Linked DNA regions of Homo sapiens: regions 2, 3 and 4 are each linked to region 1. The links are chromatin contacts, found by Hi-C or POLR2A ChIA-PET in ENCODE. All regions are on one chromosome and are shown on one strand. Each heading gives the region's core, a stretch centred on a gene start or an enhancer-like site at or near the end of the contact. The rest is flanking DNA. Distances are from core to core; before and after follow the strand shown. Region 1 has its middle 84 kb from the start of ESM1. Region 2 has its middle 97 kb from the start of LINC02998. Region 3 has its middle 38 kb from the start of GZMK. Region 4 holds the start of LINC02998 (long intergenic non-protein coding RNA 2998).

Region 1 (7,022 bases), core at 1,945-4,444:
ACTTTCATAAATGTGTGTGCCTGGGAGGAGGGGACAGAAAGGACAGGACATCCCTGCTAGCTCTTCCATGGAAGGCTGAGCAAATAACCAGGGAAAGGATAGAGAACTGGAGTCACTCTTTGGGATTTAGGCTCATGATTCATACTGGCCACTGGAGGGTGCCCCTCTGCAGTCATCACTGCTCAGAAGCCCAGACTCAAATTCCAATGGTACAGATGCACCTTTTTAATGTGTTGCAGAGTTTCTCAACTTCAGTACTATTGATATTTTGGCCCAGATAATCTTCATGATAAGGGGGCTGTCCTGTGCACTGTAGGATGTTTAGCAGCCTATCTGACCCCTAACCACTAGATGCCAGTAACACCTGACCACCCAGTGATGACTATGAAAAATATCTCCAGATAGTGCCAAATGTCCCTGGAAGGCAAAACTGACCTTGATTGACATCAGTCAGTCCATTGTTCTATGGCTCAAACGCCCTTTCCCAAAAGATTCTTGTTTGGCCTGGAGTCAATGGACACAGCATTAGAAAGAAACAAAAATTGCTTTGGCCAAGTCTCTATTCATTTTCCAGTTAAACCCCAGCTACAGGATTCCCAGCCTAGGTGGCTTTGATCAAGTCTATCCAATATGATATAGGTGTCCATCCCACCTTCTCTCTCTGCAGCCATTCCATCCCCTCTTTTCAGAGCTCCTCCTCCAAATCCTCCAAGAGTGCAGATTACCAGGAAGTGAGGCATTTTGTAAACTGCTTTACACTAAGGCGTGTTTGTCACCTGGACTACTGCAGGGGATCATCATGCTGAGGGATGTGCACATTTAAAAGGAGGGAATGGCCTGACAGAGGGTATTGTCTAAACTTGCTAAATACTAATCTCTAGCAGCAGGATGCCAGGCACCATGTTATCTGTAAAATGGAGGACATTAATAGTGTTTCCCTCATAAAGCAACTGTGTGGAGCGAGTAAAGCACTTACAGCAGTGCCTGAAAAAAGTAAACACTCCTGAAATGCTAATCGTCCTGTTTTTGTTGCTGTCATTACCATTAGTATTTTTCTTATCTATCCAAGAGACATGTTTGGAAAGAGGTATGATAGCTTTGAGCTTGACCAACTTCCCATAAAGTTATCCTTGTCTTTAGTCTCTAACCTCTAATGCTGCATCTGGATACTTGAAACAAAACCACCATTAAGCAGAACTTAATGCTAAAAAATGAATCCACCTTGAAATCCTCCCCCCTTGAATATACCTTTGAATATTCTACCCTGAGTCCAAAAATCATTGAATAAATGAATGAATGAATGAGCTATAGGTAAAATGGAAACAAATATTTGTGAAGAACCTAAACTATGCAAGGTGCCATGGGGCCATCTAGAATATTAGACATAATTTTATGACTAATAAAGATACAGGCACTCAAATCACCAGGTCACCCCGCAGGGTGTAATGAAAGTTGAGAAGAGTATAAGGTGTACGGGAGTGACAAGGCTGGAGAGGTGACTTTCCCACACAGCAGTTTGGTGGAAAGGCACTTGGGAGTTGAGGGCAGGGGAGAGGAGTATTCTAAGCCTTTCTTTTGGGCCCTTGGGTTTTATTGCATTACCAGGAAGCAGCTGCCCCTCAATTACAGAGCCAGAGATGCAGTGCAGTGAAGTGTCAGTTTCACATGTGCCATCTGTAGAATCTGAAACCTCAAACTCATACAGAGACCACAGAGCACTTTCTGAGCCTTCCAGTCATGCCACCTGCATTCATGTTCTTTGTGGTTTCTGAGAAATGCTGCACAGTGAGCAAATGAACTAAATCACAAGTTGTGCTGAGCCAGAGAAATAGGAGACTTCTTGGAAGTACACAGCTGTTGTCTAATTTTCCCAGTCTCTTCCAATTCAAGCAGAGAAGTGTGTTGAAAATCTGTGTGTGTGCATGTGTACGCGTGCCAGAGAGAGGGGGAGAGAAAGAGAGAATGCCAATTGCTTTATTTTGGAAGGAAGATGAGGGCTACCCAGAAGTGAGAAACATTAGTGTTTATTCCTATTTTAACAGCAGACATTCAATGTTCTACGGCCTGTAGGTTAATTTACTTTAAAATAATGTGTTTAAGATAGATAGCAGATTTTAGGTACTTATCACAAACAAAAAAGAAAAAGAAAGGTAACAAAGATGATGGGCATGTTACCTCATTTGATTGTAGGAATCACTTCACTATGCATACGTGTATCAAGATAAGTATATCAAAACACCATGTTATACACTTTAATATATATAATAAAGCAACAATAACAAATAACGTAATTTGTATAAACTATATAATTTTTGTGTACAAGTTAAATCCATCATTTTAGAGGTGATTAATAGTCTTTGAAATCATGAGGTTATTAATTAGCTATGCAGAATCCTAAACAGAAACTTAAACCTCAAAAGCGAATTTCTTGGCACTTACTGAAATAAAGCCTGAGAGCATTAGTAAGTTAGCAGAAGGGATGTCAGAAATAATTTTAAGTGCTGAAATTCATGGAAGCTTAGTACAGGACTCACTGTCCTTTCACGAACATTCAGTGGCATATGTGAATGAAGGTTAAGAATCTGGTCAGCCCAGGACTTTAACGACTGCTTTCCAGGTTGAAAATTCCTTGGCTTCTTCTTTCACGGGCTTCATGGAGGATTTTTGTCACCAATTTGACTACAAAGATGAGCATTCACTCACCCTGGAATGTGCCTTTCATGTAAGGGGTGATTGTGCAGCTAAGGCAGAGAGTGGGACCTCTTCTGCTACATGCAGGCTGTGGGACTGAATTGTGACTTTAGGTGGAATTTGCCCCTTTTGTTGTTCTGCACCTGATGGTGAGAGTGTGGTGAAGGGAACGTCTAACTCCACCCACTTAGAACCTCCAGAGGATCATCAGCTTTTGATATTTACCAGAAAAATAGCCTGATGTTTGCTGAATGGCCAAATGGACTTAGGCTAGTTTGCAGCAGTGCAAGCAGCAGCTGCTCGATGGTAACGCAGGACGGGGAGCTGGTGAAGACGTTTTGTTCAAAAGCCTCATTTTGCAATACAGGCTTTCTGAGGAGGAGGGAGGCTGGACTGTGTTCTGTGAAGCAACTGTCTGATACAGTGAGTCACAGTCAGGAGGGTCTCTTGGCTTCTGAGAAAGGTTTAATGATGAGCCATGAGCTGCAACCTCCCTGGACAGAGGATGTGGACACGCCACAGCTGTTTCTGGGCTACTGCTGCATCAGACGCCGTTTACCCAGCAGCTGAGCATGACAGATGCCTTGTAGGTACCGGGCACAGTGCAGGTACCTACAGTACCTTGTATTTACCTTGACTCAGGGTATGGGAGGTAGCATAATGTGGTGGCTAAGGGCTTTGGTTTCAGAGACTTGGCTTTTCGTCCTGACTCACTGATAGGAAAGGAAGAGAAGCAGGAAGGAAATTCACTCCTTATTCCATGGGTTCTTGAGTCAGAACTTATTCTTTCTATTTTGTAAAAATAGAAGCTGTCACCCCATTACTAAATAGGAAGGAGGGATGATGGGGTTACAGGGCTAGAAGAATGAGAGAAACCCTGTGTCATTCAGAATGTCAGCTCCCGCAGTTTTCGCAACTGCTCCTGTTACTGTGTGGCCTACGATGAACATCTGTATGGATTGGACTAATGGACTAATCCTGCATCTAACCTTGGCTGAAGGAAGTACCTCGTATGGCCTTGAGTCTCCAGAGCTGCCTGTCAGAAGAAACAGAAGAAATCCCCACTGGCTGCTGTCAATCCACTGACTTGCTTTAACTTTCTTCCTTCATTGTAAAGTCTTGCTCCCAAATGCTCTGTGAGGACACTCGTTGAAGTGGCTATCATTGATTTATATTTCTGTGTGAGGAATTCCAGCCCCTTTCTTCAGGGTAGGTTTTTACTCTGAGAAATTATGAAGATGGCAGAGGAATAGAAGGGTCCCCATGGGAACAAAAGCAGGACTGGCATTTGGGGGTATTAAGATACACACTTTACTGACTTCTAAATTTTCCTTGAGGTCTCTGAGTTCTGCTGTAAAATAGTTTGGCTGGCTTTCCATTACTCTCCTATGAAAATGGTAAACTGACAACTTCAAATAGAAAAAAATTTCATATTAATTTCTTCATTTCTTCATCAACTACTTATTGAGTACATGCTGTGTCAGCTGCTGGTCCAGACCCTGGGGAGATAACACAGCATCGATGGTCACTTGGATTAGAGCAGCAACAGAGATGGAGAGAAGCAGATTGATTTGAGTCATGTTTAGATGTAGGGCTAACAGGACTTTGGGTATAAGGAAAAGAGATGAATGAGTGTTGATTCGTAAGGTTTGGACTTGAACCATGAGATAGATGGTGGTGCTATTACAGAGATGAAGGGGATGAGAGGAGGACCAGGCTTGCAGAGCAGAAGTCAAGGCTTCCATTTTTGTCACATTAATTTTGAGATGACTATTTGACAACTGGGGGAAAATGGCAAGCAGGCCTATCTTATTCAGTTCAGGCTGTCATAACATAAGGCCCCATGGACTGGGTGGCTTAAATAACAAACATTTTATTTCTCATAGTTCTAGAAGCTGGGAAGTCCAAGATCAAGGTGCCTGCACATCCAGTGTCTGGTGAGGGCATTCTCCTTGGTTTGTAGACAGCTGTCTTCTCATCGTATCCTCACATGGTAGAGAACAGAGAGAGGAAGCTAGCTCTCTGGTCTCTCCCAATAAGGAAACTAATCCCATTAATGTGGGCTCCATTTTCAAGATCGAATTACCTCTCAAGGCCCCCACTCCTAATACCATCACATTGAGGGTTAGGATTTCAGCATTTGAATTTGGGCAGGGAGGTGGGGGAGAAGGCCAGACATTTGGTCCATAACAAGGGCTTTGGATACACAAGTAAGGCTGAAACCCAGGGGGCCCCTCAGAACCAGAAGTATGAATTTGGGAGTCCTTTCCATGTAGTACTTCAAACCATGGGGCGGGAAAAAATTTGTAGATGGAGAAGAAGAGAGCAGGTAGGGCTGAGCTCTGAGTGCAGAGATGGCTTAGAGGACATGGAGCTAGCAGAGGAGACTAAGCAGGTGCAGTCACTGAAGTGGGAGGTTAACACAGAGCCTGTTGCTTTATGGAAGCCAAGAAAGGAAAGGATTTCAAGGAAAGAGCAGTCAGTTTGAATGCTACTGAATGTAGGGCGAGATGAGAACAGAGAGTACCATCAGGTGTGGTGATTGGCGCTTTCTGCTCTCATCTCATCCTACCTTCAGTAGCTCAGCAGGAAACAGAAATTATACTGCCCTGATTGAATGGGTGCAAAGAGAAGGGGACATCATGTGCTTCAAAGAGTTGGATCAGAAGAGTTGGGGGGAAGTTAGGTATGGTGAAGGGACTATAATATCAGGAAAGGGATTTTTAGGATTAGAATATCCTTTTTAGCTGGAAAAATAGAGAGGGGGATATTGAAGATTGCAGGAGAGAAAGAAAAAGAGAGAGAGAGACGCCTTGAAGAAGCAGAAGGGAATGGGATCTAGAGGCAAGTGGAGGTTTGCCCTGAATAAGTAACTCTAGTGCCTGTAACAAGATGCCGGGTGCAGGGATGACGAGGCTGGGTTGAGGTTGGTCAAAAAGAGACTAAACTCCAAAAGAGGTGAGAAAGCGGAGACAGTGAAAGGAAATGACGCTTTCCAAAAGAAGACTTCTTTCTCTGTGCTAAAGGAAAGGATACATGTTGGGCTACGGAAATGGGATGGAATTTGGAGTTAAAACACTTGAGTCCCAGGATTGAGACTCATCTTAAGCTACTGAGTGTAGCTTACCTGCCCAACAGATTTTTCTGAGGGGAAAAAAGGGGCAATTCACCTACTCAAAAGAATCAAGATGTAATTATTTTCTTAGAATATCTCCACAATTTGATCATGAGGGCTTATCAAAATTTCATGAAAACAGACATTGCATGAATACTCTTAGTATCCACTTATTCATTCATTCATTCATTCCACAGATAGTCATTGAAAACCCATTATGGCCCAAGCACTGCTGCAGGCATTGGGGTTGCTCAGTGACCATACCAAGTCTCTGCCACATAGAGTTTACATTAGAGTGGGAAGGAAAACTATAAATAAGGATCTATGTATACCAGATGGTTATCAATGTTGTGGAGAAAAAGCAGCTTATGCAGAATGGAGGAGCTGTTATCTATGGTGACTATGGGAGTCCTCACCAGTTAGAGTACATTTAAGCAGAGACAGCAGCATGGGACAAGCCATGAGGACGCAGATGCTCCTCATTTTACAATGGGGTTATGTCCCTAGAAGCCCATCAGGAACCTCATAAGCCTATCATAAGTTGAAAATATTGTTAGTCAACAGTGTGTTTTCAACTTACGGTATTTTCAATTTACAATGGGTTTATCCAGATGCAACCCCATCGGGAGCTAAGGAGTGCACTGAATGTGCATCACCTTTGCACCATTCAAAGCAGAGACATTGAATGTTGAACCTTGCTAAGTTGGATGCTGTCTGTATTATAAGCATCACAAGCAGAGGAAACTGCAAGTGTAAAGAGCCTGTGTCCTTGGGGTGTTTGTCTACTATGAGATTGACTCTTCTTTTATACTCCACTCCAGACATATGTGGCATCTTTTTATTCCTCAGAGCTTCAAGTTTGACAAACTACTATATAGAAAGAAGAATTAATGTCTAGTGAAATAATACATTGCTAAAGTTTGACTAGGAAAAGTATGTAATTGCCACTCCTCCCATATGGCCCTTTGAAGTTTGCTAATTTAGGACTATAGTATTTGCATCCTCTAGTAATCCCTAGATTTCCCCTTCCCTGACTACCACAATATCCCCCAACCTCCGCCTATGAATTACAAGATTCCTGCACCCCTCTTGATGCATAGGGCAATACTCAGGCGGTGGAGGAGGGGATGGAGGAGGGGATGTCTTTGGTTGTATCAGTATGTAAAGAAAGTCTGCAGTTTTCATGTGTTAAGGGTCTGGGTTGTGCTGTTTGCTA
Region 2 (7,022 bases), core at 2,230-4,729, 250 kb after region 1:
TAAATTATATGCAAATACTACACCATTTTATACCAGAGAGACTTGAGCATCCTCAGATTTTGGTATCCATAGGAGTCCTGAAATCAATCCCCCAAGGATATTGGGATGACTGTATGATATTCTGTATATTCATATATGTATATACCAATTTATATATCATATAAACCATTTATATATACATATATGTGTGTGTGTGTATATATATACACACACACACACACACACACACACACCCCTATAAAATAGCAAACAGTAAGAAGAGCTTTAGTCCAGGCTACTTTTTTGCTATGTGAGTGTATGCATACTTTGCAGCCAAAGAGTAGTGTCTTTATCGGTGCTACAGACTGTGGACTTTTCGTTTTGCATGACACACCAATCGTATTAGCCTGTGTCAAAGAATATGCTTCAGTGGCTTTCTTTTGATTGGGATGTTAGGCCAAGTCCCAGCACCATCTTCCCCCTAGAATCAATGGCACACACTGGGTTCTTCAGTGTGATGAAGTGTGACCCCGATGGGGTCAGAGCCAGTGGAGCCATAGCTTTGGAAGGACATTTTTCTCTGTGGTGTTAAAGCAGGCTGCTCCAGTTCTGGGTTTGATCTGAGTGAAAACTCTTTAGCCACCTACGATGTGAAGCTGGGACTGATAAGCTCCCCTGCACTTTGCCTGCCACACTCCTCACAGCTGATAGAGCAGTGCCATCAACAGATGGAAGCCATTAATAAGAGAGAACCCGGCATTCTTTTTCTGAGAGTACCCCATTAAGCTCTTCTTCCTACATCCCTTTCAAATGAGAGGCACCAGTGAGAGGTGACAGCGTGCTGGCAGCCCTCGCTTGCTCTCGATGCCTCCTCGGCCTGGGCGCCCATTCTGGCCATGCTTGAGGAGCCCTTCAGCCCCCCGCTGCACCGTGGGAAACCTTCCCTGGGACTGCTGAGGCCGGAGCCGGCTCCCTCAGCCTGCAGGGAGGTGTGGAGGAAGAGGCACGGGCGGGAACCGGGGTTGCGCGCAGCCTTGCGGGCCAGAGTTCCGGGTGGGCGTGGGCTTGGCGGGCCCCCCACACTCTGAGCGGGCGGCCGGCCTGCTGGTCCCGGGCACTGAGGGGCTTAGCACCCGGCGAGCAGCTGCGGAAGGTGCGCCGGGTCCCCCAGCAGTGCTGGCCCACGGGTGCTGCGCTCGATTTCTCGCGGGGCCTTAGCTGCCTCCCAGCAGGGCAGGGCTCAGGACCTGCAGCCTGCCATGCCTGAGCCTCCCCCACCCCCCGCTGTGGGCTCCTGCATGGCCCAAGCCTCCCCGAGGAGCACCGCCCCCTGCTCCACAGCGGCCGGTCCCATCCGCCGCCCAAGGGCTGAGAAATGCGGGCCCACGGCACTGGACTGGCAGGCAGCTCCATCTGCTGCCTGGTGCATGACCCGCTGGGTGAAGCCAGCTGGGCTCCCGAGTCTAGCGGGAACTTGGAGAATCTTTATGTCTAGCTAAGGGATTGTGAATACACCAATCAGCACTCTATCTAGCTCAAGGTTTGTAAATGCACCAATCAGCACTCACTTTTGTGTCTGGCTCAGGGATTGTAAATGAACCAATCAGCACCCTGTCAAAACGGACCAATCGGCTCTCTGTAAAACAGACCAATCAGCTCTCTGTAAAGTGGACCAATCAGCAGGATGTGGGTGGGGCCAGATAAGAGACCAAACGCAGGCTGCCCGAGCCAGCAGTGACAACCCGTCACCTTCCATACTGTGGAAGCTTTGTTCTTTCGCTCTGCAATAAATTTTGCTGGTGCTCACTCTTTGGGTCCACATTCCCCTTATGAGCTGTAACACTCACAGGGAAGGTCTGCAGCTTCACTCCTGAAGCCAGCGAGACCATGAACCCACCCGGAGGAATGAACAACTCCAGACTCTCCGACTTAAGAGCTGTAACACTCACCGGGAAGGTCTGCAGCTTCACTCCTGAGCTTGCGAGACCAGGAATCCACCAGAAGGAAGAAACTCTGAACACATCCGAATATCAGAAGGAACAAACTCTGGACACGACGCCTTTAAGAACTGTAACATGTAATCCCAGCACTTTGGGAGGCCAAGGCGGGTGGATCACGAGGTCAGGATATCGAGACCATCCTGGCTAACACGGTAAAACCCTGTCTCTACTAAAAATACAAAAAATTAGCTGGGCACGGTGGCGGGGGCCTGTAATCTCAGCTACTTGGGAGGCTGAGGCAGGAGAATGGCATGAACCCAGGAGGCGGAGCTTGCAGTGAGCCGAGATAGGGCCACTGCAGTCCGGCCTGGTCTAAAGAGCGAGACTCCGTCTTTTTTTTTTTTTTTTTAAAAAAACTGTAATACTCTTCGCGAGGGTCCGTGGTTTCATTTTTGAAGTCAGTGAGACCAAGAACCCACCAATTCCGCACACACCAGCATTCCTTCGGGTTCCTAAATAATAAACTGGGAACCATTCACCCTTGACATCTCCATCTCCTTAATCTTCCAGAATCCGGTCAGTCTCCAAGTTCTGCAGATCCTACTCCTTTCACTTCTCTCAAATCTGTTCTCAACTCTTCATCCCTGTTGCCCGTTGAAGTTTCAAGCCTTCATTTTTCTGGTCTATTGCAATGATCTGCTACTTAGCCTTCCCCTGTTTTCAACCCCTGCTGTTCAATTTGCTGTCATGAAGACAAGTAAATATCACTCATTTTCTGGGAATCTCCTCAATATTGCCCCCACAGCCTTCAGGATGATGACTTTGATTCTTGGATTGGAATACAGGGTTCTCTACGATCATGCCTCTGCCTACCTCCCCTTCCTCTCATGCCCCATTCACTACCAACTTCAACTGCTTATAGTTCCCAAACCATGCCAGGCTATGTAATATCTCTTTGCCTTTGCTCCACAGTCCTCTTTCCAGAATGCTCTGTTCTTTCCTCTCCTCTAGGTGAACACCTCTATACTTTTCAAAACTGAGATCAAGCATCACTCGTTAAAGAAAACTCTCCTGGGTCAGGTGTGGTGGTTCATGCCTATAATTCCAGCACTTTGGGAGGCCAAGGCGGAAAGATTGCTTGATGAGATGAGACAGAGATTTGAATTTATAGCCCAGTAAGGGCAATACGATCTTTTTCCTGCGTTTTAACTGTTGCACTCGGCATAGTACTCGGCATGTATTTGGCACTTAGTAAATGATTATTGAATAAATACAGATGTAAATGATGGTCTAATTCAGAACACTATATTGTTAAATATCCTGAATATATTTATTTAAGGCGTAGTTTGCAAACAAGCCATGTATTAGAACATCAGAATTTCACATGTGACAAAGCACGATCTGGTTCAGTGAGCCAAGTTGGTAATCTCCAGCCGATGACGAATTGCTCTTGAGACACTTGTTACAGGCAGCCTCAGGAAGAGGCACAGGCCATTTATACCGCTTCGAGCCGCCAGTCCCAGCTCTCTTGGAGAAAGGCAGCACAGCTGGGAGGGCTCACAACAGGAGGCCTGTTGAAAACAAGTCGTGGTTTCACCCTGTGTTTTGATTTCTGTTCAGGGAAGGGCACTTCCTCTTGCATTTGTAGGAGCCAAGTAACACATTCTGGGTGGAGGGAACTATGGTAGAAAGCCTAGTGTTGGACACATGAAAAGGTGGCAGCATCTTAGAACTGGCTAAACACATATCTTGGCATAAGAACTTGGGTGGCAGGCAACCAAGATTTGGGGAGTGCTTTTCCTGCATCATTTTCTGCTGGGATTGCAATATGAGGGAGGCCTTGTTGATGGGTGTAGTTTGTTATGGTTGGCAATACCTTCTGGTTAGTAGTGGTTGAGTGCTTGCTAACTTGTGAATTCTTCAGAAGAGAGTAGAATATAAAAAGCCTTCAAGCCTCTCCTGTCTCCCCCGCAATGCGGCTAACGCAGGGCAACCGGCAGCAGTGAGCTGTGGATCCAGGCACTGGCTAGAGAAGTTGACAGACCACGAACACGGGGCAAGCTGAGTCTTTCTGTTTCACTTCCGGCATGTTTTTCACCCACAGGGATATTTTGGTCTGTTTCAAAGAAGAGGAAATCAGCCCCTAGCAGAGTGTTTCAGAAAAGCAGCAGAAGAAAAGAAAAAAGATTAAAGCCATATCTCTTGGGGAGAGAGATAAAAATCTGGATTTTGTTTGAAACAATGTTTCCATTTCCAACACCTCAGGTCCATAAAAAGTAGGAGAAAAAAAGTCTTCTTGGGGTTTCAGCATGCACAGTGCATTTATTCTCTCTCTCATTTCTTAATTTGTCAGTTTCTTTCGCCAAGTACCAAATCCAGTAAATGTTCTTTAAATGGAAAGAAAAAAGCAATAATGAATGCCAGAAAAGTTTCCCAACCAGCCGGCCAAACCACAAGTATCCAAAAATGTGATTTCATTTTTAATAATACAGAAAACTGAGGAATATCAAGTAGAAATATAAAGAGAGGAAAAACATTGACTTATTCTAAACACCAATAAAAAGGATTTCCAACTTCAGAATGTTTGTAGAAGACATGAAGAGAAATAGCTAGTCAATGAAGGAATTCAGAACCCGGTGTTCACAAAATTAAGAAGATACTAGTGATCAATGAACTCTAAACACTCATATGGGTTTGCCTTCTCTGAATCCTTTGAAATTCACTCTCTATTCGGTGTCCAAATTTCCTGTATATGTAAAATGGAGCCAAGGAGCCCACATTGTGAACAGAGAAAGTAAAGATCGTGTAGGATGAAGACATTCGTGTTGTAACCTGTGTCTTTTATGCCAACTCTTAGAATTTAAGGAGCAGCTGGGGAGGCCAGCAGGCTGACTTAAGCCCACAAAGGATGGCCTCTGATCCCTGAAACTGGGGGAAGAAGCAAGATAATTCTTAACTACTCAGGTGACATCTCTTCCAAGAAGTTTTCTCTAACTTACTCCCTAGCCCAGGAGGGAAGGCTTAGACCCCTCATCTGTTTTCCCGGAACACCTGGGCATAGCTCTTATTGCATCCAAACGGTTCTTATAATGCAATGCAACACAATACACAGTATCTATATGTCTCCCTTGTTAGACCATGGAGTCTAGAGCAGGGATATCTTTACTTCTCTGGTGCCAGGTATAGTGGCTGGAACATCAATTACCTAATTGACATGAATGCTTTCTTTCTTTGTATCCAAATAACTCAGGGCATTTTAGTTGTTTTATCCTATGGTTATATCATTCTTACCATGTTTTAGTACCGGCAAATAGAATTCATTATTTCCCAGGATATATCAGTTAATAATTTCATAAACAGAGAAACTAACTACATCTGGAGCAGTGCTTCCCAAACTTTACTGTGCATGCAAATCACCTGTGGATCTTGCTACAAAGCCGATCGTCACTCATTTGGCCTGGGAAGGGGCCTGAGAAGCTGCCTTTCTAACAAGCTCCCAAGTGCTGCCAATGCTCTTGGTCCATAAAGTAAGAGTGGCTTGAGCCAGATAGAGTTTAATTTTGTTTCCTGAAAGTTAAGTCCAGAGATTAGCAGTCCAGAGCTTGTTTGGCAGTTCTGCCACATCATCATCAGCCCAGGCTCTTCTATCTTTCTGCTTTACTATCCTAGGTTCTGTTTACCCCAAGGTCTCCCCTTGTCCCAAGATAGCAGCTGCTACTCTAGCCATCACACCTATATTGTAGTCAGTAGAGAGGAGGACACACCAGGGCAAATGGCTGACAGCTGGGTCAGCCCCTTCTAAAGGAGTTGTCAGGAGGAGCCCATCTGACAACTTTCACTCCTATCTCACTGGCCAAAATGTAGTCACCTATCTAAAGGAAGGCTTGAAATGTGATTTTCCTGTTGGGAATATGTTGCTGATTACAACGAATTGAGTTTCTCTTAGGAAGAGGGGGAATGAATGCTGGGTAGATGCCAGCAATCTCTACTATGAGTCAGATGAGATTGTTGTGGATCACCTGTTACTCACCCGTGGTTAGTAACCTCTGGATTGTGCCCCATTCCTGAAGAGACACCAGTTACTCTGTTAAGGTCCATGCGAAACATCAGCTGTCTTTGTGACAAGTTCTGTCTCATAGGCTCCTTGACTGTACTTACTGACTAAAGCTATCATCACTCTTGGCTGTGAAACTTGAAGTAAGATGAGGGGACCAGAACTTCCTACCCTCGCTGCTGCCTCTTTGGAATAACATTAATTGTCAGAGCTTAGTTTGGCCCAGGCCTTATTTGCATCCTTGGGCTCTCGGATGCCAGGGAAACATGGCTACTGTGACAACAGATGAGATCCTGGCTCAAGGATGCTGGCAGGGTCTCTAGCTTATTGTCCCTAAGGTTATGGCTTATAAATAAGGGAATGAGTCCAAAGAGATGTGCTGTTCTTCTTGCTTGGTGCCAATCAGTTCATTCCTTGAGTAACAGTGGAGTCACCCAAAGTGAAGAAACAATTCCAGCCCACTGATTTCGGCCTGAGCACTCACGTTTTTTCCCTGGCTCTTTGCCCAGGATTTCCAGGGAGAAGGCAGGGGCCAAGAAGCAATATACATTCCTGAAAGGAAGGCTTCTTGAGTGATTAAAATGATGGTATCAGTCGGTGGCTCACAGGCAATGACAGAGAACACAGGCAGGGTGCCCTCTGAGATGCACCCCCTCATTTCCTGAGTCATGACGTGGAAGACAGGGAAAGTGCACATCAGCAACAACAGGAAAGGAAAAGGTAGTTGTTTGTTTTCCTTCCGTTCTCCTCCCATCTCAAGGAATTGATACCTCCAAAATTTCAATCTGAGATAACAAAAACAATTTGCAAATAGTCAATAAACAGTGCATTCATTCATTATTACTAGAACTACATTCATGGAAAATAATTTATATAAACTAACCAAAAGTCGTTTTTTAAAAAAGGTAATATGATTTATTTAGATGGGTTCAACCATCAGATTTTTGGGGGGAGGAGGGTAATCCATGAATCTATTTGTGTGCTAAGTATTGCTATAAATTGAATGTGTTTTTCACATCTATTTATTACTATTTTTCAAGTCCTATAGA
Region 3 (7,022 bases), core at 1,704-4,203, 160 kb before region 1:
AATTATCAAGAAATGAGAGGGTTCCTCAAAAAGCTAAGCATAGAATTACCATATGACCCAGCAATTTCACTCCTAGGAACATACTCAAAGAGACTGAAAGCCAGGACTAGAACAGACTCTTGTACAGCATTATTCTCAATAACCAAAAGGTGGATATAACCCAAATGTCCTTCAACAGATGAGTGGATAAACAATGGAATATTACCCAGTCATAGGAAAGGATGAAGATTTGATCCATGCTACAATGTGATAAACCTTGAAGACATTGTGCTAAGTGAAATAAGCCAGATCAAGGGACAAATATTGTATGATTCTAGTTACATAATATACCTAGAATAGGCAAATCCATGGACACAGAAAGTAGATTAGAAGCTATGAGGGGCTAGAGAGAGAGGGGAACGAGGAGTTGTTGTTTAATGATTACAGAGTTTCTGTTTAGGGTGATGAAAAAATTTTAGAAATACATAGTAGTGATGGTTGCATAACATTGTGAATATAATTAATGCCACTGAATTATACAATTAAAAATGGTTAAAATGGCAAAGTTCGCTACCTACATTTACAAAAATTTTTCAAATTAATAATGTAATATACCCGAAATCATTGAACTGTACATTTTAAATGGTAAATTCTATGGTATGGAAATTATATCTCAATAAAGTGGTTAATAAAAAAGAAATGAGGGGACTGTGCAAGTGATCATGAGAGGCGCAGAATAGTGAGAGGCAGTGAGTGGCCTCGTGGGATGACATGAGATGCAGACCTTCCATTGGGCTGGGGAGCAGGGGTGGGCAGAATGGTCTAGCAGCTTCATTACGTAGAAAACCCACCACATAGAAACCTCCAGTCCTAGACCACATCTAACTGACCAAATTGCAACCAGAAAGATTTGGTGGGAACCCCATAAAAGTCTGTTCTCATGACAAAGTTCATTCTAAGTCCACAGGTCAGAAAATCAAGCAAGTTGCAATTACCTTTCTCCCACCCACCCCACTTCAGGGAAATCCTGTTCCTACACATCCTTCACCAGATGCAGGGTGTAGGGCTGCCCCTGTCCTGCACCAAAAGAATCAGACTCAGATATGACTCTGATGTTAGAATTATCAGAAAGAAAATTTAAGTAGTAATGATTAATATATTAAAGTGTCCAGTGCAAAAGGGGGATAGCATGGATGAACATATAAGGGTATTGACAGAGAGATGGAGACCATAAAAAGGGACCAAATGGAAATGCTGGAGATGAAAAACACAGTGAAAGACTAATAACTTTGTTATTCTCAGTAGCAGACGTGACTGTGCTGAGGAAGTAGGGTACTTGAAGACAAGTCAGTAGAAATTGCCCCAACTGAAGCACAAAGGAAAAAAAGTGAAAACCAAGACAAAACAAAAATAAACTCAGAGCAGACTATCCAAGAGCTGTGGGACAATATCAAACTAACAGTGATGTAATTGGAATCCCAGTCAGAAAACAGGCAAGGAGACTGAAGAATATTTGAAGAGATGACGAATAGAGTGAACATTTTATCCACAGTGAAGGAATGAAAGGCTTTGCACTCTTTGTTAACCTGGGCCTACATTTGCAGTCTGATTCTTTGTTTCATTAATCTGATCTACTTGGACAAACTTACCTTTCTAATTCAAGTTTTAGAACATGATATATTCATTTATTCCATTTAAAATACATATGAAGTATCTAGTTACTTTCTGAATTGATTGTATGGTCTAAATGAGGACCAGACTAGCTAGTCTCTAGTGCTGCGGTCAGGGAAAAGAGTAGGACTTTAGAAAGAAGATAGCCATGGCTCTAAATTCTGGCCCTGCTGTTTAATGTCTATGTCATATCTGAGCACAGCAGTACCTAGTTTATGAGGCTGTTGAGAGGATTACGGTAAAGTAATTGTTCTGACTGTGAAATACTTGGTTTGGAGTGGTCCCAGGCCTTCCCACGTTTCCTTCCTGTTTTCCAGGTGATGATGAACTGGTTGTCAGGGTAGAGAGGTACTAAGGTAAAGTGTTGCATGGCACATAGTTGGCACTCAGCAAATGTCAGTGCACCTCCTATACCCTAACTAAACCTGGACTCACCCCCAAATCATAATTGTTGCCAGATGCATCCCCGAGGGCAAAGCTGATTTCCTCTTTGTTATGATTGACGTGGGGGATGGATGGAGCCAGAAGAGAGAAGGTCTCCAAGTGAGTCAGAGCCTGGATGGGCTATGCTGCCTGTCTCATTTCCCAGGAATTACAGACTTTGTCATCCTTCCTTCTAGCTTCTCTCAGCACCTAGAGACCCAGGGTTTTAGCCCAAAGCAACATATGAGGCAGTACCTGCCCCGTCAGAGGGGATAGTGCTCTCTTCTAATTTCTCTGCCCCCAAACAGCCACATGCCTGTTTGATTTTCTGTGAACACACATACAAAAGATTATAGTATAAGACATTTATAAATTGACCTTTCAAAAGTAGTTGAATTGGCAAAATTTGATAGTTAACTGGTGATAGGGGCTGACAGATATGGAAAGGTTTCTACATTATTCTCTGTACTTTTGGAGTCCTTGGTGGCTTACCTGTGCTGTCTATATTAATTGTACCTTTGACAGGAGAGTGACCTTATAATATATTAATATATTCTTGCCATTCATTTTAGAGAGATGATTAAACTTGACCAGTTCACCAAATATCCTGTATCAACATTCTGACAGGATTTGACTAATTACAGTGAATTACAATGTAAAAAGATATCCAGCCTAGAGTATTTTAAATGTTTATTCTGCATTTATTTGGACTTTTTGGAGTTATTTTATTGATAGTATATGGGACAGGTGAGTTTTTTTTTGGTCTGAGTGAACTTGAGAAGCATATAGGCATATTTGACTTTTTATAGTGTTTACAGAGAGCAATACAGCCACAGTGTTTGTGGTTATGTACTGAACCACTTGAAAGCACAGCTGTTGGGCAGAGTGGTAGCTCGCTAGCTGTTTGAGTTAGATACACCACATCTTACTATAATAAATAGTAAATATTTAGAGGCTAAAAACCATATCTTACATTATGGGAGAATAGAATAGAACTAATTATTGGGACTTCTGGGGGCTCTTGGCAATTTGGATTAGTTTTTGCTTTGTCCACCAGATCACTTCATTAAAAACGATGTAAGTACTTCTCAAGGAAGGTATTTAAGGGTAAGTGGATAATAAGAACTATTTATTTTCTTAATTGGCATCTAAAGAGGGATGCAGGGGAGTCCCAGGGTGCCCTGGGCGGCAGGATGGGATGCGGGGTGTGGTGGGATGTGGGTTGCGGTGTTGGGGAATGGAGCGGGTGAGAGCGTGTGCATATGCATGTGTGCAGGATGCTGACCGAATGTGAAAGTGAAGGCTCGATTCAGATGTCTTCAGCTAAAATAAAACATTTCAACTAAGCTGATAAAATCATGAATGAGGTATTCATGAGGAGATGTTAGTGTAGAAAAATCTCCAGAGTGGCACTTTTTAAAGAGTAAAGATGGAACAGTATTTATCATGTAGCTTGCCCAGCAGGTTTATGTTGGAGCTGGGATTAGGACCCAGGTAATTGGCACTTCTTGCCTGATGCCCCAAGACACTTCCCGATCAAGTTCATGGCATTGTACCAGGTATTAGGGGATGGTGGTACAATTCCAGTCTCTTGCCCTCTGGGAGATTATAGTCATGTAATATGCAGCTAGACCAGTGTTTTCTTTCTTTCTTTTTTTTTTTTGAGAGGAAACTTGCCCACCTCATTGAATCTTCTGTGGAAAACTAAAATATAAAATAGATGAAAGTCAGAGCTGCTCTGACTATGTGTGTATACATGTGGGGGTCCCAAGTCTTACCACCCCAGCCTCCTCCTCATAGCTCCTTCTCCTTCTTGGGTGATAGGGCTCTAGGGAACAGCTGGGAAGTTTGTGATCTATCCTCAGGCTCCTATGTTGGAAGGGACTGTGAGGCACAGGGATGGGAATGTGCAGAGAGAGGGCTCTGTGGGGCTTATTGCCTGCCTGGTGTTTCCACCGGGCAGGGGTTTGATGAAGATGACATGTCCTCCCAGTGCAGCATCTATTTCCTTCAGTGACGGGGGAGCAGGGGTATTAGAATAACTAATGGTGGCACAGCTTTTTTCCAGGCTTGTTGGACTTTTCTTGTAGAATTTCATTTATTTATTCATTGGTTTAATTATTTATTCATTAATTTGTGAGATATTTACTGAGTTCTTGTTCTGAGACAGATGCTGAACTAACATACTCTGGGGGAGGGGACCAATAGGCTAGCCTGAAAACTGCCTTCCTTGAGGGCTTCCTGAACAGATTTTGACAACCATTCTGAAGAGGGCAGGTGAACCAGCTCTCAACATAGACACCACTGGCCAACCCGTGTTGCCAACTCTTTCTGGACATTGAAGGCTCCTGGCTTTTCTTCACCAACATTAGAAACACACAACTGCAAGTGAACTGTATCTTGGCGGAAGAGCTCAGGTCAAACTGTTGTATTTTTGGATCGAATGCTGGCTTTATTCTAGCACGAGGAAGACTTTGGGTGTGAATGAATTTAGAGTAAGGATGGCAAGAACATCAGAGAGCCCCAAAATGTCTATTGCTATTTTCACAGGCTCTAGATGCTATTTCAAAAAGCTAAGTATGTACAGCATGGCAGATATTGAGGAAATTAATGTACATCTTTTTTGCTTAAAAAACTTCATGTTGTGGCCTGTAATAGTTCATTTGCTTATTTTTATTTTTAAATTTTTTGCAGGATTCTTTTTATTAAAGTAAGACTTATACAAATGGAATTTACCATTTTAACCATTTTTAAGTGTACAGTTTGATGGCATTAAGTCCATTTACATTGTTGGGCAACCGTTGCTACCAGCCATCTCCAGAGCTTTTTTCATCTTCCAAAATTGAAACTGTATACTCATTAAACAATAACTCTCCATTCCCCACTCTCTCAGCCCCTGGAAACTACCCTTCTTTCTGTCTCTGTAAATTTGACTACTCTAGGTACCTCATATAAGTAGAATTATACAGACAGTATTTGTTCTTTTGAGACTGGCTTATTTCACTTAGCATAATATCCTCAAGGCTCACCTATGTAATAGAATATGCCATATTTCCTTTTTATGGCTGAATAATATTCCATTATATGTACAGACCACACTTTATCCATTCATGCATTGATAGACATTTGGGTTGCTTCCATCTTTTGTTTACTGTGCATAAAGCTACTCTTAGCAGGGGAATATGAATATTTATCTGTTTAAGTCCCTGCTTTTAATTCTCTTGAGTATATACCCAGGAGGGGAATTGCTGGATCATATGCTAATTCAATTTAAATTTTTTTGCTGAACTACCATACTGTTTTCCACAGTGGCTGCACAATTTACATTCCCACTCAACAGTGGGCAAGGGTTCTGATCTGTCTACATCTTCCCCAATACTTGTCACTTTCTTTCTTTTAATTATAGTCATCTTAATGAGTGTAGAGTGAATGAACAACTTTTGAACAAAAACAATGCATTCATCTTTCTACAATGTTAATTATAAAACAATTTAATACAACTCTTAGGTACCTATTCTAAGTTTCACATGAGTGTTATACTAACTGACTTCTTTCTAAAACTTGGACAATTAAAGTCTGTTCTCAAAGCAAATAGAAAAATGGTAGTATAGTAATATGATGAAATATTATACAGTTATTTCACCTGATTCTCTTGTGCCATGACCACACAACCTCAGGACTTCCCATTCATATGCTTGCTATCCAGTCACTTCCAACTGTAAGCACCTGCAAATCTTTGCCAATGAGCTTTCTCTGAGTGTCAAAGCCCTCTGAGCCCCTTCGCAGAGCAGCCTTAAAATGCTGAGGATTAAAACCCCCTGGAAGCATCTCTCAGCCATTTGCCGATGGGAGTTAGTGAATAAATACCCCAGCTGCTTCACCCCTTGGTTGGGTTAACTCTAGGGTGTGTTCCACACTGTCTCCCGGGGTCCCCAGTGGGGATTGAGCCCTGGTGACTCACAGTGGTAACTTGCCCAATAACATATCCTTCACTGGTTTCCTCATTTTTCCCAGTTTTCTGCAAGTATTTCTTGGGATTACCTCCTAAAAGAACTATTTGTACTCACATCCATGTCTCAGCACCTGCTTTTTGGAGGGACCCAACCCAAGACAGTTGTTATGATGATGACCATGTGGACTTTTTTGTTACATGGTAAAGAGTTTATAAAAGAATGCTAAATTTAAAAAAGACTACATCTAGATTAAAATTACGTTTATGTGAAAATAAGCTTCAGAACTGACTATACATTTATGTAAACTGGTTTTATTTTCAATGGAGGCATTTTATGTGTGTTTTCCTGGTGAAGTTATTTACGTATTATAACAGAAATGAGTTTCCTTGAGCATTTCAAGGCTTTGATCATCGTTGTATATACATTTGAAAATGTCATGTCTCTGTTATCCTTAGAGTACAACCCATGTCCTTCCCAGATGGTTCAAGTTACATGGCATGTTTCTGGTTCATACAGTGCCTTACTGTGGAAAGATGGCTTCCTGCTCGCTCCTGGGTATATTATTATTTCCAGCTATGCTTAATTTTAAAAGGTAAATAGGGTTTAAAGTCCTACTCTCTTAGCTTTACAAATGTAGACAAATATTTATTTCCTTTTCCTTTTGTGCCAATAGATCTCATTTGCAATACTTCAGGAAATCTCACCCAATCAAATCTATGCCATTGTAACAGGAAATATTTTTAGTTTTCTTGTGATGGATCATTCTTTTGTATTTCCTATTCCCAAATGTTACTTTCACTAGTGTCTGAAAGGAAGATAGTTTAATGATCCTATTCAAGTTACTTCTGGTTATTTGAGAACAGGACTCACCATATGTTGTATACTCTGTATCTCTTAAGTGAGGATTTATGTGGAATATGAAAAGTATGTGGGCAAGGAGTTGTTTTTGAGTTTTTAGTGTTGTTGGCAGTCTAAACATTTCACAGAAGATTCAGT
Region 4 (7,022 bases), core at 1,938-4,437, 160 kb after region 1:
TTTGTGGATGACAGTGTGAGAGTGTGTGTAAGTGTGGGCGTAAGTGTGCATGAGTGTGCATATGAGAGTGAGTGCATCAGAAAGTGTGTGTGTGTGTACATGGGAGAGACAAATAGAAAGCATAAGGCAGTGTATGAACATGTGTGAGTGTGCATATGACGGTGTGTGTGCATGAGAAAGTGTGTGTGTGTATGCTTGTAAGAATATATGAGTTAGAGTGTGAATGTTCATGTGGGAGTGTGAGTGCATCAGAAAGTGTGTGTGTGTACATGGGAGAGACAAGGAGAAAGTTGAGAGTATGAATGTGTGTATATGTGAGTGTGCATGAGAAAGTGTGTGCGTGTGTGGGTGTAAGAGTATATGGGAGCGTAAATGTGCACGTGAGAGTGTGTGAGTGTTTGTGACTGTGTACGTGTGAATGATGAAGACAGTGTGAGACAGTGTGAGAATGAGTGTGTGTGTGAGTGTGCATGAGTGTGTATGAGAATGTGTGTGAGTGTAAGAATATACACGTGAAAGTGTGCATGTGAGAGTGTGAGTGTGCCTGCAAGGATGTGCGTGCGAGGGTGTAAGTGATAGAGAGACAGAGAGAGAGTGTGAGAGAGTTTGTGGGGAGGGTCCAGGTTGGAACGGGCAGGGGAGGAAAGCTGCACCTGAGCGCAGGCAATTCTGGGGGAAACAGAGATGGGAGAGTAGAGAGGGAAGCTGCTGAGGCGGAGGCAGTGTCCTGGCCAGGTACAGCTCTGCCCTTCAGCTTCCATGGCTCCACGTGGCACCTGCCCCACATCAGAACACCAGCCAGCCAGGCTTCGGTGGGGAGTAAGGTATTGAGTTTCTCAAAGTCATTCTTCTCGGTTAGAAAACAGAAGCAGTAAAGGCCAATGCCCTGTTGGGCGTTTATTCACTCAATGAATCATTGGCAGAGTAGCCGATGGCCTCCTTGGAACACACAATGGTAATAATACTGAAGATTCCTTGTGCCTGGCTCTCTTCCAAGCAGGTACACATACAACACCTTTAACCCTCACAGCCGGTGAGATGGAGATCATCATCTACCCTCCTGACAGTCGAGATGACTTAGGCAAAGAGGGGTGAAGCACCTTGCTCAAGGTCACACAGCGAGTAATTGGAAAAGCTGGGATTCAAACCCAGAGCCTGTGTTCCCAATCATTAAGAACAGGGTCCTGAGAGGAGGCATCAAAGGACAGGTACCACCCATCCACTCCTCAGCAAGCACTTAGTAAGCACCTGCTGATTGAATTGCACCTAGTCCCTGCTCTCCTATGGCTTACAGTTTAGTGGGGGAAACCAGTGCTTAACTATTCTCTGAAATACAGTGCAATAAATGCTCCAGGAGAGAAGAGCTTGGTGTTGTGGGAATGCCAAACCCAGGTACTGGAGCTCAGGGGAGGCTTTCACACGAAGAGATGAAGGAAAAACCGAATTCCAAAGGCGATGTGGAGCTGGCTTACAAGAGGGTGTGGAAGGAGGGGCAGATGGAGCAGTGTGTGCTGGGGCCAAGGGAGGGGAGGCAGGAAAGTCCAGAACTCCCAGGCTCTTCAAGGACATCAGTCGTTTGAAGTTCCAGCCCACCTGGCAGCTGGAGGCCACTGCAGCTGACAACGGGACTGGTAGGCGAGGTCAGGAAGCAGTAGCACCAAAGCAAGTGAGTGAAGTGCCAAAGACAGACCCTGGGCTGCCTCACAGTGACAAAGACTCTGACCTTGAGCAAACTCTAGTCAGGCTCTTCTGAGCCCTCTTCTCAGCCAGGCCTCAGCCTTGCTCTAAAACACTTGCACAATCGCTAATAAGGTTTCCAATACCTCAAGGCCACATCCCCAGGATGCTCCTACCCCCTTAAGGATGCCTGCCTGAGAAAACTCAAGGCTGCCCAGGGGGATTTACTGCTTGCTCTAGCCCACACCTGGAACTAGCCTGACCACTCTTTCGTAGAGCACTTACTAAGAAGGGCAATTTTGAGTTCTCTGTAACCTTTGAGATGTATATGTATCTCCTACAACCCAGGAGTGTGTTTCTCAAGGCCCTGAAAGCTATTCCTTTGAATGTAATCATCAGGAAGGGTAAGGACCTCTGTCTCCCAGTCTCAGAGAGGATAGAATCCTAACTTTCCTAACTGCCAGCTAGCAGGCACAGCTGGTCTGATTGCATTTATACTGAACAGCCCTTCGTAATTTTTCACTTCCCTGACCCTACTGGTTCTGTTTGCCCTCCTTCCTATTCCCTCATTCTTCCCTAAAAATGCCTAGTCTGGCCAGGCATGGTGGCTCACACCTGTAATCTCAGCACTTTGGGAGGCCCAGGCGGATGGATCACCTGAAGTCAGGAGTTCGAGACCAGCCTGGCCAACATGGCAAAACCCATCTCTACTAAAAATACAAAAAATTAGCCGGGTGTGATGGCAGGTACCTGTAATCCCAGCTACTCAGGAGGCTGAGGCAGGAGAATCACTTGAGCCTGGGAGGTGGAGGTTGCAGTTAGCCGAGATTGTGCCATTGCACTCCAGCCTGGGTGACAAGAGCAAAACTCCGTCTCCAAAAAAAAAAAAAAAAAAAAAGTCCAGTCACCTCTGCACAAATTGAAGCTGAGTTCAGTTTACATTGGACTCTTCCCTATTGCAATAGTTATTACTGGTTAATGTCTGTCCTTACCACTTTAGTGTCTGGCTTTGTTTCGCTTGGACAGAATCAGATGAGAAACCACCAAACTCACTGGGCTGAATTATTTCAGCTTATGGACAGCCACAGACAGTGTGAGTACCTGTTCACACAAATCCTGAGGCCCAGCACACACTGGGCCATTCACAAAGCTCATTCAACCCCCCACGGCCCTGACACCACCAGTTTTACCTCTCTGTAGAACAAGAAACTGCTGACTCACTGAAAACAGAGCGCATTTATAAACAGGAAGCTGAGTATGTGACCACAGACATTCAGCATCTGATAGCAATTGCTGAATGTGGCAAAAAAAGAAAAAAGTTTGAACAAAAAAAAAATCTGTGTCACTAAATAAGAACTCTCTAGCTCATGGAAATACAATCCTGCTATTTGATCATTTCATAAATACTTAAATAAGGGGAGTTCTCATTTGGCCAAACCTAGGCACGCTTCAAATATTTACTGAGGCCTTCGAAGGGTGTGGTTTTCCCTTTTTTTCTTTCCATTCCCTCCCAAGCAGAGCAAAAAGGCTCCTTGGTGAGGCCTTCCTGGCCTATACAGAAGAGATTTGTTTTCTCTTTGAGCTCTGATAGCCTGACCGTCCCACATCAGACCTCTGTGCTGGTGCAGAGGAGGGCTCTGCCAGGAGGGCTCCCAGAGAGATGCACAAACACTGGCGGGTTAACACTCCGACATGCAGCTCTTCCTACAAAGCATTGACTGGATGGTACTGAAGCTAAAAAATGGAGACTCACTTGTATCAACCATAGTAAAGAGCCTGTAAGAGGACGCAGTTCCCCCTGCTTTCAGCAGCAATGAAGAGGCTCATTTTCCTTGGAGTTTCTTTGTTGTTGGGGGGTTGGTTTCTAGCAAACTGACCCAAGAAGGCTAATGGCCGAGGAAAAAACCAGGTGATTATTTTCTAAAAGATTATCTTCTGGGAGTCGGTGCCATTGCTGCCTTTGTCATCAGGGTAAAGGTATCCCAGTGATGTATGGAATCTTTCCACTTCTCTTCCGGGGAATTGGGCATGGATAACAATAGCACAGTGCCGGGAACATAGTAAATTCCTAATAAAGAGTAGCTAAGTGTTTTTTATGCAGAGTTTTGTCTAATCTTCACAATAACCTTAGGAGGTAAGTATTGGCAATCTGATTGGGTAAATCAATACTGAAGTCTCTACAGGAGCAGCATATTTGGGAGTATGGTCCAGGTATGCCTGGTTTCAGAATGCAGCCATTTGCCTAACTTATTGCTGACATTTTCAAGCAGGATGTGTCCTTTATATTTATACTGAATTAATTGGACATACTGATATTCAAATATACCTACAAAGTAGAAAATCTTATTTGGTAATTCATCATCAGCTTCTCACAGAGCAGCAGATAGCACTTGTTTTTCTATTATGTACCAAGAAAATTCTGTGTTGGAATTTACAAGTAGCAGTGGTTGTGTCAAAATGCCTCAGACAACATATTAATGATGCTCATAGTAACTAACTTTTATGGAGTGTTTCTTGTGTGCTGGATGGGATGTGTAAGTGCCATGATATTCAACATAGCCTCAACACAACCCCTGTGCTGTCATTGTCATTAGCTCCAATTTACAGATGAGGAATCTTGAGGCTCCAAAAGACTGTTTATAAGCAGGCTGACTCTGGAGCCCCTGCTCTTACCCATTATGCTGCTCTGTAAAAAGGGCTTTAGCTAGAACACTCCTTTTTATTTCTGTAAAGAGGAGACTGCTGTTTCTTCTGTTTTATTGGAGTCTGGAGAAAAATCTCCTTGAGCAAGGATGATTACTATGGCTTAGATTGAAGCTTCCAGAAGTAGACCTTGACAAGGGCTATGTGCACGTGAATTGTGAAGGAAGTGCTCCCATAGGAAGTCCAGGAAAGAGCAGGAAAAACAGGACAGGAGCCGGGAGCAAACCAAACAAAGGTGTGATGTCAGGCAAAGTCCTGAGGAGGGAGGCCTGTGCCTGATTCTACAGGGGAACTCCAGGGTAAAAATTCTGTCTGAGTTCGTCCAGATGCAAAAGTCAGCGAGGCTTTGAAGTTCTCTAGGGAAGGGCTGCCCAGAGGGCATGTAAATTCTCAGGCACTTCCAACTTTCCAGCCACAGGTGCCAGTGGACCTAAGGTTATCTTAAAAGAGAGTTGCAAGTTTGAGCCTTGGAAGCAAGCCACAGAAACCCGGAAGGGTGCACGGAGCTGGAAAAGAATTGATATGGGTTGCGTGTGGGTGGAGCACCCCCAGGGGCTGCTGCATCTAGTAATCATAAGTCAGGAATTCGTTTTGCTGAATCAGAGCAAACTCCATCTAGCAGAAGCAACACCAAAGTGTCTCTTTCCTGTAGGTAAAGCCTAAAGATCAACAATTTGGGGCTGTATGGTGATTTATTTCAGGGGTGGACAAAACATGCCCCATGCCAAATCTGGCCCCAGGGTCTTTGTATAGCTTTGGAGCTAGGAATTATTATTCCTTTTTTAAATGGCTGAAAATGATGAGAGATTCTACTGTTTCCTTGCATAGAATTTTAAAAAAAGAAAATTATAAGGGATTCAAATTTCAATGTCCATAAATAAAGTTTTATCGAAAAACAAATTGGAACATTAGAAACTCATTTATTCTATATTTTCCATGGATATTTTCACTCTCAAATGGCAGAATTGACTAGTGGTGACAGAGACCTGTAGGGTCTACGAAACTGAAGATTCGGCCCTTTAGAGAAAAAGTTTGCTGGCCCTTGTTCTGCAGGATCAGGAAGCGGGGCTTCTTTATTTTGCGGTGCCACATCCTCAACACGTGCTTTCAGCTCATGGCCCAATATAGTTACTGAAGCGCCAGCCACCATGTCTGCCTTCAAGCCAGTGCAAAACAGAACAAAGAATTCACTTCCTCCCTTTAGGAAAACTTCTAAGAATCACATTCCTCACTTCTGCTATATCAGGCCAGAACTTAGTCTCCTTATCATACCTGTAAAACCTTACTCCAAAAGCTATGAGGCCAGCAAAAATTTGGAATTCCTTTGTTCAGGAAAAGTATATAAGGAGACAATTTCTAGCTCTGCCTCACCTAGTTAAGAGTTTCAAAACAAGGAAGAATGGTATGTAATAATATAGGCAGGAATAAAAACTAAATTGTTCTAATGTCTCACATTTAAATTACAATGTAATTTATGACAAACAAATTACAATGTTTCTTTTCTCCATCAAATTTTCCATTTCTCTTAGTTTTTAAGGTAGCCTAGGAAATTAGTTAAGTACCCTATTTTCCTTGCTTGTATCCAGGTCTTTGTTCCTACCAAGAAGAAACAAATTACCAAATAAAAAGGTTAAAAAGTGTACTTCTCCGAGCATTACCACAAATACTAAGAGGGAGAAGGTGGCATAACTGCTGCCTCAGTTGAAGCTCTCACATTTTTCATTCACACCATTGTGACAGCCTATCTTGCAGCCCTCTAATGGAGAGTCCAGACTTCTTGTCTTAAACCTCCACCCTTTGCACATCTGCTCACATTGCTGCCTCCATCTGTCTACATTGCAAATATCACCATGTTGCTTCCTGTCTGCATCCAACATGTGAGGAGGAGAAAGCCCAACTCTCCTGCGTGGCCTCCACGACCTGCCTGATGCGTGGGCATCAGCTCCTGCTGGTTGCACCTTGCTCTTCATAGTCCACAGACCACACTCCAGGCAGACACCATTTGCAGAGCTGTTTCAGCCCCTAAGTCAAGATTCTGGGGAACACAGGAAGTCCACTTGCTGGAATCCCTAACGACATCAGCCCCTTGTTCTCACCAGTATCCCTGTGACAAACACCCCTGTTAGCCTAAACCAGTGGTTCTCAACCAAGAGCAATTTTGGCAACACTTTGGCAACACTTGGCAACATCTGGAGACTTTTTTTTGTCTTGACTGAGGGAGGGGAGAGTGTAACTGGCATCTGGTGGGTAGAGGCCAACAGTGCTGTGTGGCATCCTGTGCTGCACACGAGACAGCTCTCCCCCAAAAGAACGATTCCGCCCAAAATGTCAGTAGTACTGAGGTTGACACTGGCCTGTGCTAGCTCAAAGGTTCCTGTGATTTTTAACAAACACACCTTACCAAGCTCAGCTGTGTCCCACAGATGCTTCCAGCTTTTCAGCTCAGTGGGGGGCGTGGAAGAATAGATGGAAATGCCACACAGTGTGGGTGCATGATGTGGGAAACATTGGGTGCTGGGAGCCCCAAATCCAGAATAATAAACTCAGAATTGTGGTGGCGGCGGAGTATAGGTGAGCAGGAACACTTTCAAAAGGAAGTGGATGTACGCTATGATGTACTGGAGGAGTTGGAGTTAGCCAAG

What was found. A loop is a pair of places that touch in the nucleus more often than their neighbours do. ChIA-PET counts read pairs that join two places held with the same protein, here RNA polymerase II (POLR2A). Pooled maps may share reads with other maps.
Region 2: a loop to region 1 is called in a map with no recorded cell type, with 16 times the contacts of the local background. The contact joins two enhancer-like sites. A Hi-C loop is called at or near these places in 9 of 37 single-sample maps with no recorded cell type and 9 of 50 pooled maps. POLR2A ChIA-PET finds 5 or more read pairs at or near these places in 1 of 52 experiments (K562).
Region 3: a pooled map shows a loop between it and region 1 (5-fold over the local background). The contact joins two enhancer-like sites. A Hi-C loop is called at or near these places in 1 of 168 maps with a recorded cell type or tissue (naive thymus-derived CD4-positive, alpha-beta T cell) and 9 of 50 pooled maps. POLR2A ChIA-PET finds 5 or more read pairs at or near these places in 1 of 52 experiments (Panc1).
Region 4: a loop to region 1 is called in a pooled map, with 4 times the contacts of the local background. The contact joins the promoter of LINC02998 here to the enhancer-like site in region 1. A Hi-C loop is called at or near these places in 5 of 50 pooled maps. POLR2A ChIA-PET finds 5 or more read pairs at or near these places in 2 of 52 experiments (AG04450 and OCI-LY7).

What each region holds. Positions count from the first base shown.
Region 1 is chr5:54,897,668-54,904,689 of GRCh38, reverse strand. No RefSeq gene overlaps it. Among named protein-coding and RNA genes, the nearest start is that of ESM1, 84 kb to the left of the region's middle. RefSeq lists a silencer at 4,861-5,018. Within about 2 kb of position 3,194, at least 2 of the 41 ENCODE cell types and tissues checked have a DNase peak (open chromatin) inside an H3K27ac peak, as active enhancers do.
Region 2 is chr5:54,643,353-54,650,374 of GRCh38, reverse strand. It overlaps a transcript of SNX18 not described here. Among named protein-coding and RNA genes, the nearest start is that of LINC02998, 97 kb to the left of the region's middle. Within about 2 kb of position 3,479, at least 32 of the 41 ENCODE cell types and tissues checked have a DNase peak (open chromatin) inside an H3K27ac peak, as active enhancers do.
Region 3 is chr5:55,058,527-55,065,548 of GRCh38, reverse strand. No RefSeq gene overlaps it. Among named protein-coding and RNA genes, the nearest start is that of GZMK, 38 kb to the right of the region's middle. Within about 2 kb of position 2,953, at least 3 of the 41 ENCODE cell types and tissues checked have a DNase peak (open chromatin) inside an H3K27ac peak, as active enhancers do.
Region 4 is chr5:54,740,423-54,747,444 of GRCh38, reverse strand. LINC02998 (long intergenic non-protein coding RNA 2998) reads left to right here and starts at 3,187. Exons shown (of 3, transcript NR_104658.1): 1 at 3,187-3,586. RefSeq lists a cis regulatory region at 2,888-2,898 and an enhancer at 2,821-2,965.